Linked DNA regions of Homo sapiens: regions 2 and 3 are each linked to region 1. A link is an interaction called in ENCODE POLR2A ChIA-PET data of the cell type or tissue named here. Cell type or tissue: A673. All regions are shown on one strand.

Evidence for each region. Peaks named below come from ENCODE experiments on the same cell type or tissue, not always from the same donor. Only the 100,000 strongest peaks of a DNase experiment are listed, where the experiment ranks them.
Region 2: POLR2A ChIA-PET joins it to region 1 with 8 read pairs; 2 of 35 experiments call an interaction of 5 or more read pairs at or near these places.
Region 3: POLR2A ChIA-PET joins it to region 1 with 9 read pairs; 10 of 35 experiments call an interaction of 5 or more read pairs at or near these places.

The regions. Positions count from the first base shown.
Region 1 is chr12:12,663,459-12,668,458 of GRCh38, forward strand. The region is part of intron 3 of GPR19 (G protein-coupled receptor 19); the gene reads right to left. Among named protein-coding and RNA genes, the nearest start is that of GPR19, 30 kb to the right of the region's middle. RefSeq lists an enhancer at 332-581. In A673, no CTCF peak of the experiment used is centred here; a DNase peak (open chromatin) is centred at 1,923.
Region 2 is chr12:12,092,607-12,097,606 of GRCh38, forward strand. It overlaps BCL2L14 (BCL2 like 14), which reads left to right. Exons shown (of 6, transcript NM_138723.2): 5 at 2,058-2,324. Among named protein-coding and RNA genes, the nearest start is that of MIR1244-4, 17 kb to the right of the region's middle. In A673, no CTCF peak of the experiment used is centred here; a DNase peak (open chromatin) is centred at 175.
Region 3 is chr12:12,542,816-12,547,815 of GRCh38, forward strand. The region is part of intron 1 of DUSP16 (dual specificity phosphatase 16); the gene reads right to left. Among named protein-coding and RNA genes, the nearest start is that of DUSP16, 18 kb to the right of the region's middle. In A673, no CTCF peak of the experiment used is centred here; no DNase peak of the experiment used is centred here.

The DNA.
Region 1 (5,000 bases):
AGCACTTTTTAAAAGCTTATAAAGCTTACAAATCTTAGATACAAAAGAATATTTTAAAGTTTAGCCTTTATTTTGTACTTTTTGTATTATTCAGTGAGAAAAAAAGTCACACTGTTTAAATAGGCAAAAAGATTAAATAGTTGTGGGTCATTCAATTAAAATTGAGGTGATTTTGCTCACAGATTATAAAGGCTTAATTTGGTCTGAATCCAGGAAACAAAAAGAGAAACAGTAGCAATTTAATCCATAATAACCATAATAATTATGGTTATTAAGGTAAGATAAGGATAAACATTAATATTTTCAAAAATGTGCCCACTAAAAGTAAAAGCCCATGTGGGGTTACAGCCACCATTTTGCAGAGATTCCATCTGGCCTGTGGCACAAGGGGATGTGGCTCCAGCAACAGGCTTTTCTAGTAGTCACTAGTTTCTTTCCTGGTGGGCTCCTGTGTCTGCACCTCACAAAGAAACATTTCTCAAGTGACAGTCAGGATTAAATAATAGTTCATAATGAAAGAACGGTTCTTAATGACTAATATTTTCTTTTTTTTGAGACAGAGTCTCGCTCCGTCCCCCGGGCTGGTGTGCAGTGGCGCGATCTCTGCTCAATGCAACCTCCCCCTCCCAGGTTCAATTCTTGTGTCTCAGCCTCTCGAGTAGTTGGGACTAGAGGCGCGTGCCACCATGCCTGGCTAATTTTTGTATTTTTAGTAGAGACCGGGTTTCCCCACGTTGGCCAGGCTGGTCTTGAACTCCTGACCTCAAGTGATTCGCCCGCCTTGGCCTCCCAAAGTGCTGGGATTACGGGTGTAGCAATTGCGCCCAGCCCTCATTTTTTCTTTGAGGGATTTTTGTACTAATTTGTGGTAGAGAAAGAAGTGTTAATATATATAATCTTCACCAAAAAGCTATATTCAATACAAGTCTAGTGCTCAAGGCAATATACTCAATGCCTGTTCTATATTATCTTTAGGCTTTTTTGTCCATGAGGCAACCTTACTTAAGAAAGCTTAAGTAAGATAATTAAAATTTTAAAAATTAAAAAAAAAGTTTTTGCTCACCACACAGAAAGCAAAAATAATTAAACATTTTGACTACTAAAAGATCTTTAAGCATGCTGGGAAAATGATAGCCAATGGTAAGAATAGCAACCATACACTTTCCATATAAGAAATCAGGGCCAGGCGCGGTGGCTCATGCCTGTAATCCGAGCACTTTGGGAGGTCAAGGCGTGCAAATCACGAGGTCAGGAGATCGAGACTATCCTGGCTAACACAGTGAAACCCCGTCTCTACTAAAAATACAAAAGATTAGCCGGGCGTGGTGGCAGGCGCCTGTGGTCCCAGCTACTCGGGAGGCTGAGGCAGGAGAATCGCTTGAACCCGGGAGGCGAAGGTTGCAGTGAGCTGAGATCGCGCCACTGCACTCCAGGCTGGGCGACGGGGTGAGACGCCATCTCAAAAAAAAAAAAAAAAAAAAAAAAAAAGAAATCAGGACATAAGATCTAAAATTAGCATTGTCCTAGAAAATCTGGACTGCACCCTCATACATATAAGATTGAAATCATCTTTTCGCCTTCATGTGTGTAAAACCTATTAAACTTTTTAAAAAACCTGTTAAGATTTAAAGTTTAAAAATAAACTAAAACAGACAATTTCCCCAGACAGAAAACTGTTCTAACTTTTCTGGGATGCCTGTGGCCTGAATAAAACAGGAGTCCACACAGGCACTTTTCCTTAATGCGCATACTTGAAAACCTGTGAACTTCCTTCTGTCTCTTTCTTCCTCTAACAACAAAACTCTGCAAATGAAACTCAAGCTCACCGCTTTAACTAAAGCCCGGAGGCGGGGGGCCCTTCCATCATTTCCTCCAGCTGCTTTACACCCATGAGTCTGTCTGCCCATTTCCCCAGCCCAACCACTTGGAAGCAGAGGATCCCAATGCTCAGAAACAGGACGAGGGAGCCCGAGGAGTTCCTGAGTCTAGATTTCCCCTGCTGGTGGCATAAGTTCTCACTCCACCTAAAATCGCTGCAGTTCTGAATATTCATTCAATAAGCCGAGAAACTGGGCTAGGTATTAAGAAAACAAAGATCGGCCGAGCGCGGTGGCTCACGCCTGTAATCCCAGCACTTTGGGAGGCCGAGGCGGGCGGATCACAAGGTCAGGAGATCGAGACCATCCTGGCTAACACAGTGAAACTCCGTCCAACTAAAAATACAAAAAATTAGCCGGGCATGGTGGTGGGCGCCTGTAGTCCCAGCTATCCGGGAGGCTGAGGCAGGAGAACGGCGTGAACCCGGGAGGCGGAGCTTGCAGTGAGCCGAGCAGCCTGGGGCACAAAGCCAGACTCCGTCTCAAAAAAAAAAAAAAAAAAAAAAAAAAAAAGAAAACAAAGATACGTAAGCAGTGTGCCATATTATAACTCAATTTGATAATAATTATAATTCACTGCTAAGAACAGAACTTTGTACAAGGAGCTAAGTAAGACAAAAATAGGGACCCAGTTTTGCCCGGGTAAGGGGAAGAAAAGGAAAGGCTTCACAGAAGAGGTAAAGTTTGAGCTGGGAGCTTAGAGGATGAATAGGACTTCTTCAGGAAGACAAGTGAATAAAACATTCCAGGGGAGAGAGATAGCATGTGGATTGAATTTTGGGGTCATTTTTCTGGGTTGATCTTTTTTGGGGCCCTTTTCCCCTCAGAAACATAGTTTCCTTCAGACCATGCCTCCCAGAGTATATAGTTTCTAAATGCCCTACAATCAAACTGATCTAAATTTTTCCCCTGGTTACAATGAGAGGTTATATTTGCTGCATTCATGGGCAGAAATGCGGTCAGACAGTGGATAAGAATATTAGCATATCCAGAATGGTTGTGGTACCCTTGCTCATACAGCATCTTGTTAGTCCTTTACTGCAGCATTTTCCAAGTTTGTTTTTCTCTAGCTTAGCAATACAGTAGATTGGAGTCTTCCAGGCAGCCTTAAGAAATATTGATGCCTGAGTCCCAGCTTCAGGGATTTTAATTTAATTGCTCTGGAGTGCAGCCTGGGTGTCGGATGTTTCAAAGTTCCCAGGTGATCCTGAGTGTAGCCAAGATTAAGATCTGTGCTTTAGAAATACCTCCATGTTTCTGTCTTCTCCAATAAACTGTGGACTCCAGTAGGGAGATGGGGATGTTATTCTTTTTCTCCATGCTCTACAGCTTCCACTGAAGTTCTTTACATTAATAATTGCTTATTCGATGTTTACTAAATTGGATCTGTAAGGACAGAGAACTGAAATAAATGACTCTTACTCTATGTGCCTCTGCTAGGAGAATTAAATGCACATAGAAAATCACTATATATTCTCAGAGAGGTGAAACATTGGGGATTATGGTGATAGGGGAAAACATGACTCCTGATAAAAGCAGGGCAGGTGAAACTGAAGCTACCAGGTCAACTGCTATATGAAACAGATATCTCATCTAAGGGAAAGCCAAGGTAATTTAGGTGTCCTCAGACAGGTTCTTGCACTTTCCTCCCAGAAAAAAGTCTGCCATATTATAACTAAATTCTAGGGTCCCAAAGTAAAGTTTCAGAAAGGCCTCCCCTGCTCCATTAATTTAGATAAAAATATATCTTCAAGGGGGTGTTTCTGAAATATAAGATCTGGTTAATTAGTAATTCTGTTCAGAGCCATCCATATGCAGTAATTTTAGCAGTGACAAGAAAGGCTTCTTCACCTCTTTCCTGTTCGACCTATCTCTTCCCAGCCAGTTCTGAGACTACCATTTGACATACTCCCTTGGCTGAGGTATTGAAGGTCCTTATTTATCTCTACCTATATATGATCTAAAAGAGGAATCATTCATTTATCCTATTATCTACTTCTCACCCATCCAAGCTTTAAGATTAATACATGAGTGGGGAAAATGGTAGATGGGTTGTCATAGCACAGAACTGGGGGCCAGGCATGGTGGCTCATACCTGTAACCCTAGCACTTTGGGAGGCTGAGGCGGGCGGATCACCTGAGGTCAGGAGTTCAAGACCAGCCTGGCCAATACGGCAAAACCCCGTCTCTACTAAAAATACATAAATTAGCCAGGCGTGGTGGCATGTGCCTGTAGTCCCAGCTACATGGGAGGCTGAGGCAGGAGAATCGCTTGAACCCGGGAGGCAGAGGTTGCAATGAGCTGAGATCACGCCACTGCACTCCAGCCTGGGTGAGAGTGAGACTCTGCATCTCAATTAGAAAAAAAAAAAAAAAAAGAACTGGGGACTGGTTACCCCTGTAATGATGGGATCCTGGGGCACCTGGGAGGAGAATGTACCCTATCACTTTGCTTTGTAATTTTTATTTTGCATGTTTGTCTCCCCCATTAGGTTATGAGTTCCTTGAGGATAAGGACTATGTCTTTACTTCTATATCCCTGGGGCACATAGCTATTAAAAAAGGTTTAATGAATATATGAATGGGTGGATATGTTAGTAAAAATTATCCAATACTTGAAAATAAGGCAAAAAAGGACATATACTCTTAAGATCTTGCTGGGACATTCTTAAATGGGCCTCTCTCTCTGGGAGAATGTACCTGTGCTTGACTTTGCTATTTAATATTTGACTAGAGCTGAGACATTGTGAAGATATTTATATGTTAACTTGTAGATTTCTTTCTAGCAGAAAATAATAACCCCAAAGGTTATGGACTTACTGCCCTCTAGGACATTAGCCAGTTTAGTGTTTACCTAGCAATCTTATGCTGAAATTCTTTTTAAAAAATGCCTATAAAGATGCATTCTTCAAATGCTCTTGGAACCAGCTTTATTATATCATTGGTTCCTTCGGTATTATGTTAATAAATCTTTAACATATGTTCATTCAATATTTGTAAAAGTCATGATTCTAACTTTTTGAAAATCATACTTTGTTGGATGCAATGGATGGATGAATGACTGGAAGCTAATAAGAGGGAGCGGAGGACCACAGAGAGGAATGGGGCATGGATGACAAACTT
Region 2 (5,000 bases), 570 kb before region 1:
AAGCCCTGTCTTTGTGGCGTTTGATTCTTTTACTGTTCTGGCACAGTCCCCACTTGGCTGCCTGCTAGGGTTTTGAGCCTGGCCTCCTCCATTGGGAAACTGATGAAGAGGAGTCTGTTCCCTGTTATGGAGGAGGCTGGCCATGCCTCCTGCAGAGTCACAACCCAGACGGGGCCTGGACGGTGGGGGTGGGCGTGGTTCAGGGAAAAGACAGGTCTGCCAAAATCTCCCAATCGCATCTGACTCATCCCCCAGATATCCCTTTTAGAAACAATATTTGTTGAAAACCCGCTTGGCTTATCATTCCTCTAGGACAGAACTAGAGGATTTTCAAATAAATATTTTGTCCCTGCTCACTCAGAAATTTCCGTTTTCACATGACAACCAGCATATTAACAGACATTGCAAGAATGCTTTAAATGAAGATGATATATAGCTTTTTGATATGAGCCCTGATTTTTCAAAAGCAGAAGAGGCAGCATTGATTTTGTTTTAAAGGCGTGGTAGTTCAAAGGAGGTAAAGCAGAGAGATACCAGGTTCAAGGGAAGGCCGGGAGGTAAAATCAATAGGGTAGAATAATGGGAAAGAAATCAATGAATTGGAGTTTTTTTAAGTGAACATTGCATGCAAGGGAGTCTTCCCTGACCTCCATGCTCCCGTAGCATCCTGAAAAATGACTCGCATTTCCAAAGCACCTCTTCTATGTCCAGCACTATAAAGTGTTCAACTACCCTATAGTATAGGGCCAAGCACAGTGGCTCACACTTGTAATCCCAGCTCCTGGGGAGGCCGAGGTGGGAGGATCGCTTGAGGCCAGGAGTTTGAGACCAGCCTGGGCAATATAGTAAGCCTTGTCCCTAAAAAACAATAATAATAAAAGTTTCTTAAGAAAATGAAGGCTGGGTACGGGCACAGTGGCCCACACCTGTAATCCCAGCACTTTGGGAGGCCGAGGCAGGTGGATCACCTAAGGTTAGGAGTTCAAGACCAGCCTTACCAACATGATGAAACCCTGTCTCTACTAAAAATACAAAAATTAGCCGGGTGTGGTGGTGTGTGCCAGTAATCCCAGCTACTTGGGAGGCTGAGACAGGAGAGTTGCTTGAACCTGGGAGGCGGAGGTTGCAGTGAGCTGAGATCGCGCCTCTGCACTCCAGTCTGGGCAAGAGAGTGAGACTCCATCTCAGAAAAAAAAAAAAGAAAGAAAGAAAAGAAAAGAAAATGAAGACTGGGTGCAGGGACTCATGCCTGTAATCCCAACACTTTGGGGAGGCTGAGGTGGGTGGATCGCTTAAGCCCAGGAGTGGGCAACATGGCGAAACTCTATCTCTACAAAAAAATAGAAAAAAATTAGCCAGGTGTGGTGGCATGCACCTGTAGTCCCATCTACTTGGGAGGCTGAGGCAAGAGAATCACTTGAGCCCAGGAGGCAGAGGTTGCAGTGAGCTGAGACCACACCACTGCACTCCAGCCTGGGCAATGGGAGTGAAACCCTGTCTTAAAAAAAAAAAAAAGAAAGAAAACAATTACCCTATAGTATCAATACTATCACCATCCTAGTTTAGAGATGACAAACTGAATCTGAGAGGTTAATTTCCCCAAGATTGCATAGCTAAGTAAGAGGTGGACCCAGGGGTTTGAGCCAAGACAGTGATTCCTAAGCTTCAGATCCTGTCCCTTACACTACTTCTAGCAAAGGACATCACATTTTTCTGCAATTCCCACTAGACTGTGAGCCCTTTGAGTGAGGACCCGCATCTCAGTCATCCATACTACCTGCCCATTATAAGTGCTCAGGAAATATTTGTTAAATGTCAAATGAACTGACTGTTCCATTTTATACATGTATTTGTGCTGATGAAATGAATTCACCGAGCAGTACATGCCCATTCTGGTTCTGCAGGACACTGCCTTCATCCCCATTCCCTTGGTTGACACCAGCATCCAGGGTTTTCCACAGGATGGTTTGATGGCCTGCATTTGAGCTAAAGAATGAACTTCTGTCTGCCTCGTGGAGCCAAGCTACTGTACTGAGTGCTTATTCTTTTGTACACAGCTGAAGAAAGATAAGGCTTTGATGGGCCACTTCCAGGATGGGCTGTCCTACTCTGTTTTCAAGACCATCACAGACCAGGTCCTAATGGGTGTGGACCCCAGGGGAGAATCAGAGGTCAAAGCTCAGGGCTTTAAGGCTGCCCTTGTAATAGACGTCACGGCCAAGCTCACAGCTATTGACAACCACCCGATGAACAGGGTCCTGGGCTTTGGCACCAAGTACCTGAAAGAGAACTTCTCGCCATGGATCCAGCAGCACGGTGGATGGGTAAGCGTATCCTATTTAAAAACAAATTTTCTCAGAACTCAGAAGAGATGGGATGGATTTTTTTTTTTTTTTTAAATGAAGGGAACACATCTATGAAGCAGTTCTCATGAGTTTAGGACACTTGAGTGGCCAGAGATAGATCCCATTGATGGGAACATATTTTTAGTGATTATCTTCATCATCAATAAATATTTACTGAGCTCTCCAAGGGTATGCAGGGTATGTGTGGATGGAAAGGGACTGGTCAGATGGAACAGGAAATGAGGAGATGCTGAGATAAGAAATGTTTAGATAGACGTAATTTCTGTTTTCACAAATTTTGCAGGCAACGGAAGTCTGGCAGGGAGACAAGGGCAGGCAGACAGTTCCTCACACTTGCAGATACTTAGAGGTCACGGAGACTAAGCCTCATGCAGAGACTCAGGGTTCATGGCATTTTGTCATTGCTGCTTTGACCCAGCCATTTTGAGGGTGACATTTTGATACCAAATAAAAAGCCAACAGTTAAACTTTCATCTATTTTCAATTACCTGGTATCAGTCAAAACAGACCTCTTTCCCTTTTGCCTCAAACCCTCTCCCATCCCTCATCCCCAGTTCCTCAGGTCTCCTTAAGACTGCCATGTTCAAACAGCTACATAAGGTCCACCGTGTCAAAATGTACTACCCCACAACTTTAACTCTCAACAGGCCTAGGCATTCCTAGGCGGACAGACCTTCATCCCACATTATCCTTAGTTCTCTTTCCACTAGAATGGTCCAGGGGCCAGCAGGAGGATTGAGTCGGCTCTAGGCATGGCTGGAGTGACCCTGGGACCTCCACACAGCCTTGGTCTCTTTGCTGATGGAAGGAAAGTGCAGCTGATCTTGCCCAAGGGTCTGAAGTGCCCGCCATGGTCTTCAGTGGCTGCCACGGTCTTCAGTTTCTGTACATTGAGTTCCTTTCTATTTTCCACTTTTGCACCAAGTTTGATAACCCTAAGTGGCTGATCTGAACAACCAAGGCCATTCTTAAGTATTCTAAACTTAAGCTGCCTTAGCTTATTCTAAAAGGAGGACAGGTTCCTCAACATTATTTTAGTTCTACCTATTCTTCTTTCCAGGATTCCTTCACCCCAACAACCCCCTTGAGCCCTCATCTGCCCCAAAGCCTCTCCTGACCCTTCCAGCTCAAAGGCTGCACAGTCTCTAATCTCCAGCACTTCATGTTTGCACCATAATAATATACAAAAGATGATCAAATTCCCAATTGACTATGTTTCAAGCATTCATTTTAAAAATCATTGTTAGTCCTCTTAATATATTTTCTCAGAGAAATTATAATTATCAATTGGGTTCACAGGCTAGCTCTCAAAAATCTGTTTAACCCACTAATGTAGCTAAAATACCATAAATATGCTATTAAAAAGCAGTGGTTCTACACCAAAAGCACAAGCAACAAAAGAAAGAATAGATACATTGGATTTTGTTTTGTGCTTCCAAGAACACCACCACCAAGAATGTGAAAAAAAAAAAAAAACAACCCACAGAATGGGGAAAAATACTTGCAAATAAAATCTCTAATAAAAGACATATCTAAATACATAATGAACTATTATAATTGAACAATAAAATGTCAAATAACCCAATTTTCAAATGAGCAATGGATTTGAATAGACATTTCTCCAAAGAATATATATAAATGGCTAAAAGCACATGAAAAGACGCTTGTTTGACATCTTCATTTCAACAGTAGGAAAATGCAAATCAAAGCAACATTGAGCTCTATCCACTACAGTGGCTAAAATGAAAAAGAAAAGCATTGACGTCGGTGAGGATGTGGAGAAATTGGAACCTTTTATGTTGCTGGTTGGATTGTAAAATGGTGCAGTCCCTTTGGAAAACCACTTGGGAGTTCCCAAAAATGTTAACTATGAAGTTACCAATTCCAGGGGCCGGGCGCAGTGGCTCACGCCTGTAATCCCAGCACTTTGGGAGGCCGAGGCGGGTGGATCACGAGGTCAGGAGATCGAGACCATCCTGGCTAACACGGTGAAACCCCGTCTCTACTAAAAATACAAAAAAATTAGCCGGGCATGGTGGCAGGTGCCTGTAGTCCCAGCTACTCAGGGGGGCTGAGGTAGGAGAATGGTGTAAACCTGGGAGGCGGAGCTTGCAGTGAGCCAAGATCGCGCCACTGCACTCCAGCCTGGGAGAGAGAGCGAGACTCTGTCTCAAAAAATAAAAAAAATTAAAAAAAATAAAGTTACCAGTTCCACTCCTGGATATATACCCAAGAAAGTTGAAGACATATTTTCATACAAAAATTTGTACATGAATGTTCATAGCTTCCATTAGCCAAAAAGTGGAAGCAACCCAAATGTCCATCAACTGATGAATGATGAATGGATAAGGAAAATGTAGTATAGCCACACAATGGAATGTTATTCCACTATAAAAATAAAGCAAGTATTGATACATGGATGAACCTTAAAAACATTATGCTAAGTGAGAGAAAGTCAGGCAAAAAGGCCATATACTGTATGATTCCATGTATATGAAGTGTCCAGAATAGGCAAATGTATAGATACAGAAAGTAGACTCGTTGCTAGGAGCTGAGGGTGAGAGAATGGGAATAATTGCTAAGGGATGTGAAGTTTATTTTTGGAGTGATGATAATGTCCTAAAATCAGAGGCG
Region 3 (5,000 bases), 120 kb before region 1:
ACTAAATTCTTAAATTAAAACCCTAAGTCCATTGTGATAGTATCTGAAACTGGGGCCTTTAGAGGGTAATTAGGTCATGAGGTGGAGCCCTCATGAATGGGATTCATGCTATATAAAAAGGACCCCCAGAGAGCTCTCTTTCTTGGGTATACGATGAGAAATTGGTACTCTGCAACCCAGAAGAGGGCCCTCACCAGAACCAGATCATGCTGGCACTCTGATCTCAGACTTTTAGCCTTCAGAACTATAAGAAGTCAATTTGTTATTTATAAGCTACCCAGTCTAAGGTTGTTATAGCAACCCAAGCAAACTAAGACTGTACTAGACAGTACAATGCTATGAAGAATGTCGTTGTGTCAACTTACAGGACTGAAATACACGTGTGGGCTAGTTAGAAGTATTAAATCAATGTCAGGTTTACTGGGGTTGACAACTGTACTGTGGGTAGGAAACTGTCCTTGTTCTTCGGAGACCTGCTGATGTGCTTGAGGATAGTGGGCCATGTGTACAACTTATGGTTCAGAAAAATGTATCATATATAAATATGAAGAGAGAGCAAGTAATAAAGCAAAGGGGGCAAACTGGTAATAGTAGATGCTGTTCTTTTATTTTTTTCTGTAAATTTAAAATTATTTTCAAACAAAAAGATAAAAAAGTAAATAGAATACACATAATCTGAGATCTAGAAATTCTACTTCCAATAATTTGTCTTATATAAATACCTGCCCAAGTATATTATGTGAAATACTTTTCCCTGTAACATGTTTATAACTGTAAAAAGAAACAACTTCAAAGTTAATGAGTGATAAATTGGCTAAATATATTATTATATCAATGTAGTATACCATATGGACATGTAAAAAGAAAGATGTCTATCTGATATAGAATGACTTCCAGAAATATATTCTTTTGTGAAGAGAAAAAAAGAATTGGTTTATCCCTAGAAACAAAACCAATAAAAAACTCAAGAAGCCTAGGAATGTTTGGATTTGGTTAAGAAAGAAGCTAAGCCTGTTCTATTTATTTATGAGGCCAGTTATTTGTATTTGTAATACAAATAATTTTCTCCCTTACAGCATTGATAATACAAGCTTTACTAATGAAAAAGGAAACTAATACAATCTTGTATGCCACTTACTCCTGTGGTTAACTCAAAGCATTTAAAAATAAATTTCGTAAAAACTCAAGTATAACATATATGCCAATAAGCATACACAAATCATGAATGTACAGCTCAAAGAATTTTTATAAGGTTAACACACTCATGTAATCACCATCCTGATCAAGAAATAGAAACCCACCTGTACTCCAGAAGTTGGCTTCATATGTCTTCCTACTACTAATCTCTCTCCCCAAAGGTAACCACGAACCTGACTTCTTATACCATGGCTGAGTTTTGCCTGTTTTTGAGCTCTTTTGTGTCTGAACTGTTTTGTACAAAATTATGTTCATATCTATGTTGTTGTAAGTAGCAAGAGTTTTTTCATGTTCACTTCTACCTAGTATCTCATTGAATATACAACAATGTATTTATCTATTCTTCCACTGATGGACATGTGGGTTGTTTCCAGCTTGGAGTTATTATGAATTGTGCTGCTATGAACATTCTTGTACATGTCTTTTGGTGAGCATAAGTACACATTTCTGTTGGGTATACACCTAGGAGTGGGTTTGCTAGGTTAAACGCATAAGTATGTAACACTTTAGTATAATAGATACAACCAGTTTTCCACAGTTATTCCAATTTACAATTCCAGAATCCATACATGAGGGTTCTAGTTGCTCTACACCCATGCTGATACTGGTATTTTCAAGTTTTTGTTTGTTTCTCAATTTTAGCTACTCTGATCAGTGTGTAGTGGTAATTCACTGTGGTTTCATTCAGCATTTTTTGATGACGAATATGGCTGAACACTGCTAGAAGCTTTAGTTTTTTTTAACCTTTCGCATTGAGATCTACAATTAGCCTATAATTTATTTTTGTAAGTGATGGCAAGCAAGGACCAAAATTAGTTTTCTTTTTCTTTTCATACAGATAGGCAATTGACGTAGGATCATTTATCGAAAGATCTTTCTTTCCACATTGCTGTAAAGTGCCATTTTAATCATAAATTAGTATCTACATATATGGGTCTGATTCAGGGCTCTATTCTGTTCCATTATCCATTCATTTATTCCACACTGTATATTCAATAGTGTGAATCCTACAACTTTGTTCTTCCTTAATATTACCTTGACTATTCTTGCCATTTGCACTGCCATATGAATTTTAGAATCAACTTATATAAACTTCTGTAAAAGTTTCAGGTATCTTTCTTAGATTTATTACCAGCATTTGATATTTTTTGATGCTATTATAAACAGCATCTAAACATTTCATTTTCTGATTACTGTTATATAGAAATATAGGTTTTGTATAATAACCTCACATCCAGTAATCTTACTAAATTTATGTTTACTTTGAGATGGATTCTCGCTCTGTCACCCAGGCTGGAGTGCAGTGGCATGATCTCAGCTCACTGAAAACCTCTGCCTCCCAGGTTCAAGCGATTCTCAGCTTGATGCCTCAGCCTCCTGAGTAGCTGGGGCTACAGGTGTGCACCACCAAGCCCAGCTAATTTGTGTACTTTTTTTTTTTTTTTTTTCCGTAAAGACAAGGTTTCACCATGTTTACCAGGCTAGTCTCAAACTCCTGACCTCAGGTGATCCGCCCGCCTCAGCCTCCCAAAGTGCTGGGATTACAGGCATGAGCCAACACGCCTGGCCACTACATTTATTTTTAAAGCATTATTTTTTAACTTACATAAAGTAAAATTAATGCTTTTTGGTGTACAGTTCTATGAGTTTTGACCAAATGTACACTGTAATGTAACCATCACCACAATCAAGATGCAGAACGTTTCCATCGCTCCAAAAAATTCAAAAACAAATCCTGGTCAAATCTTAAGTTACCCTAATAACAGATAAGAGAGTACATGGATAAATAAAGTCTAACGATATCCTATAAACTACAATCTAGCCAAAACTATATGACAGCTTCAGTCTCATTTCCTGGCAAATCTTTCCCCACCAAATTCAAAGCCGGTAAGAGAAATGGTAACCAAATCACAGTTCTAGAGCCATAATGTACCAATCTAATATTTAATATGTGGATTCTGAATATCTGAATGGAAAAGAACTTGTTATAAATGATATTGATGTAATAACAGTAACATCATGTACTTTTAGAAACCCAAATGAAATTACACTATAAAAATAAGTTATATTTCCCATGCAAAATAAATGGATAATGAAAACATCTGAGAGTTATTTATACAATATTATAAATTTATGAAATGCTATCATTTGGGGGGGAAATTCTGCACCCTCTGGATAATGATTATGTTAATGAATTCTGGTCTACTAATGATCACCCATGGTTTAGTTTTATCTTTTTTACTTTACCTGTGTTTCGTGGTTGTGTTTTTTCACAATTAAATGTCCAGCCTATGCTCAGAGGGATGGATGGTGATAAGTAGCCCCAAAGGGCCTAGATAATATTTTGCAATGAAACTGTCAGTGCTACCAAATATATTTCAATCCTTGAGTTACTGTATAACCAAAGTTAAGAATGAATGAACAAGGGTGGCTCTGACCATTATGGCAACTTTCCACAATGTAGTTCTTTGAAGCTGCCTCAGTCCTTCCATTACCTCCGCTATTTACACACCCAGGTGTTTTTAGTATTTTGTAAGAAGGGACTGGTAATGGTCAATCAAGACCTGGCAATAGGCCAGAAAGCAATATAGATGTCACAGATGGTCAAGCACAAAGACAACACTAGATAGACATGCTGTGTTCTAGTGTAAGCACTACCAACATCTCATGCATTCTGAGTCACCCTACATATTGCTTACCCATTCCTATTTGGTTTACTGGATTTTGCTTGTTTACTTTATTCCTCCTATAGTATTGTCAGCATGAGAACATTTTAAGTCATGGCACCATATGGCAATAATATATAACTCCATAACTAAAATAAGCTCCCTAAAGACTGGCTATCTGTCAGATACTATCTATAAGACACAAAAAATTAAAAACATCAAGTGCTTGAAACCTAAAAATAATTTTATCTTAGCAGTACCCTTAAGCCTCAACCACAATCACATTATTTCTTACCTTTAATTAACATCATGATATCATTGTCCATATGAGAGCCATGGACAACAAATAAATCAGTTTAGAAATACTTCTTTATACCTGGCATGAAAATATAGCTGTTCTTAACAGAAATAAAAATTCACTGAATTTGGACTGGTGTTTTGTTTGCTCTATGTATTTAAAACAATAACAGGCCAGTGCAGTGGCTCATGCCTGTAATCCCAGCACCTTAGGAGGCCGAGGCAGGTGGATCACCTGAGGTCAGGAGTTTGAGACCAGCCTGGCCAACATGGCAAAACCCCGTCTCTACCAAAAATACAAAAATTAGCCGGGCGTGGTGGTGCCCACCTGTAATCCCAGCTACTTGGGAGGCTGAGGCAGGAGAATCGCTTGAACCCGGGTGGAGGTTGCAGTGAGCCGAGATAGCGCCACTGCACTCTAGCCTGGGCGACAGAGCGAGACTTGGTCTCAAAACAAACAAAACAAACAAACAAAAAAAAGCAAAAAAAAAAAAAAGAAAATACATTGTCCAATGAACTTTTCACCTTCTACTTCCTTATGACTGTGAGTAGGCTTAAAAAAAAAAAAAAAAAAAAAAAAAAGCAAAACATACTACTGTGTATCTCCAGGGTAAGTACAAGCTCTACTACTCCAGGCCATATCCACCATAGGACTTGTGTACAGCAGCATTAAAAAAACAAATATTTAAGCCCAGGATTCTGAGGTGATACCATGCTATAAGCAGGAAAATAAGTAAGATCAAAAGTTAGAAAATCAAAGATCCAACAAAGCTTTGGTGGAGTGCTACCTTCTAGCTATTGGCTGGCAACAAAGATTTCTCAGTGTAGAAGTTAGATAAT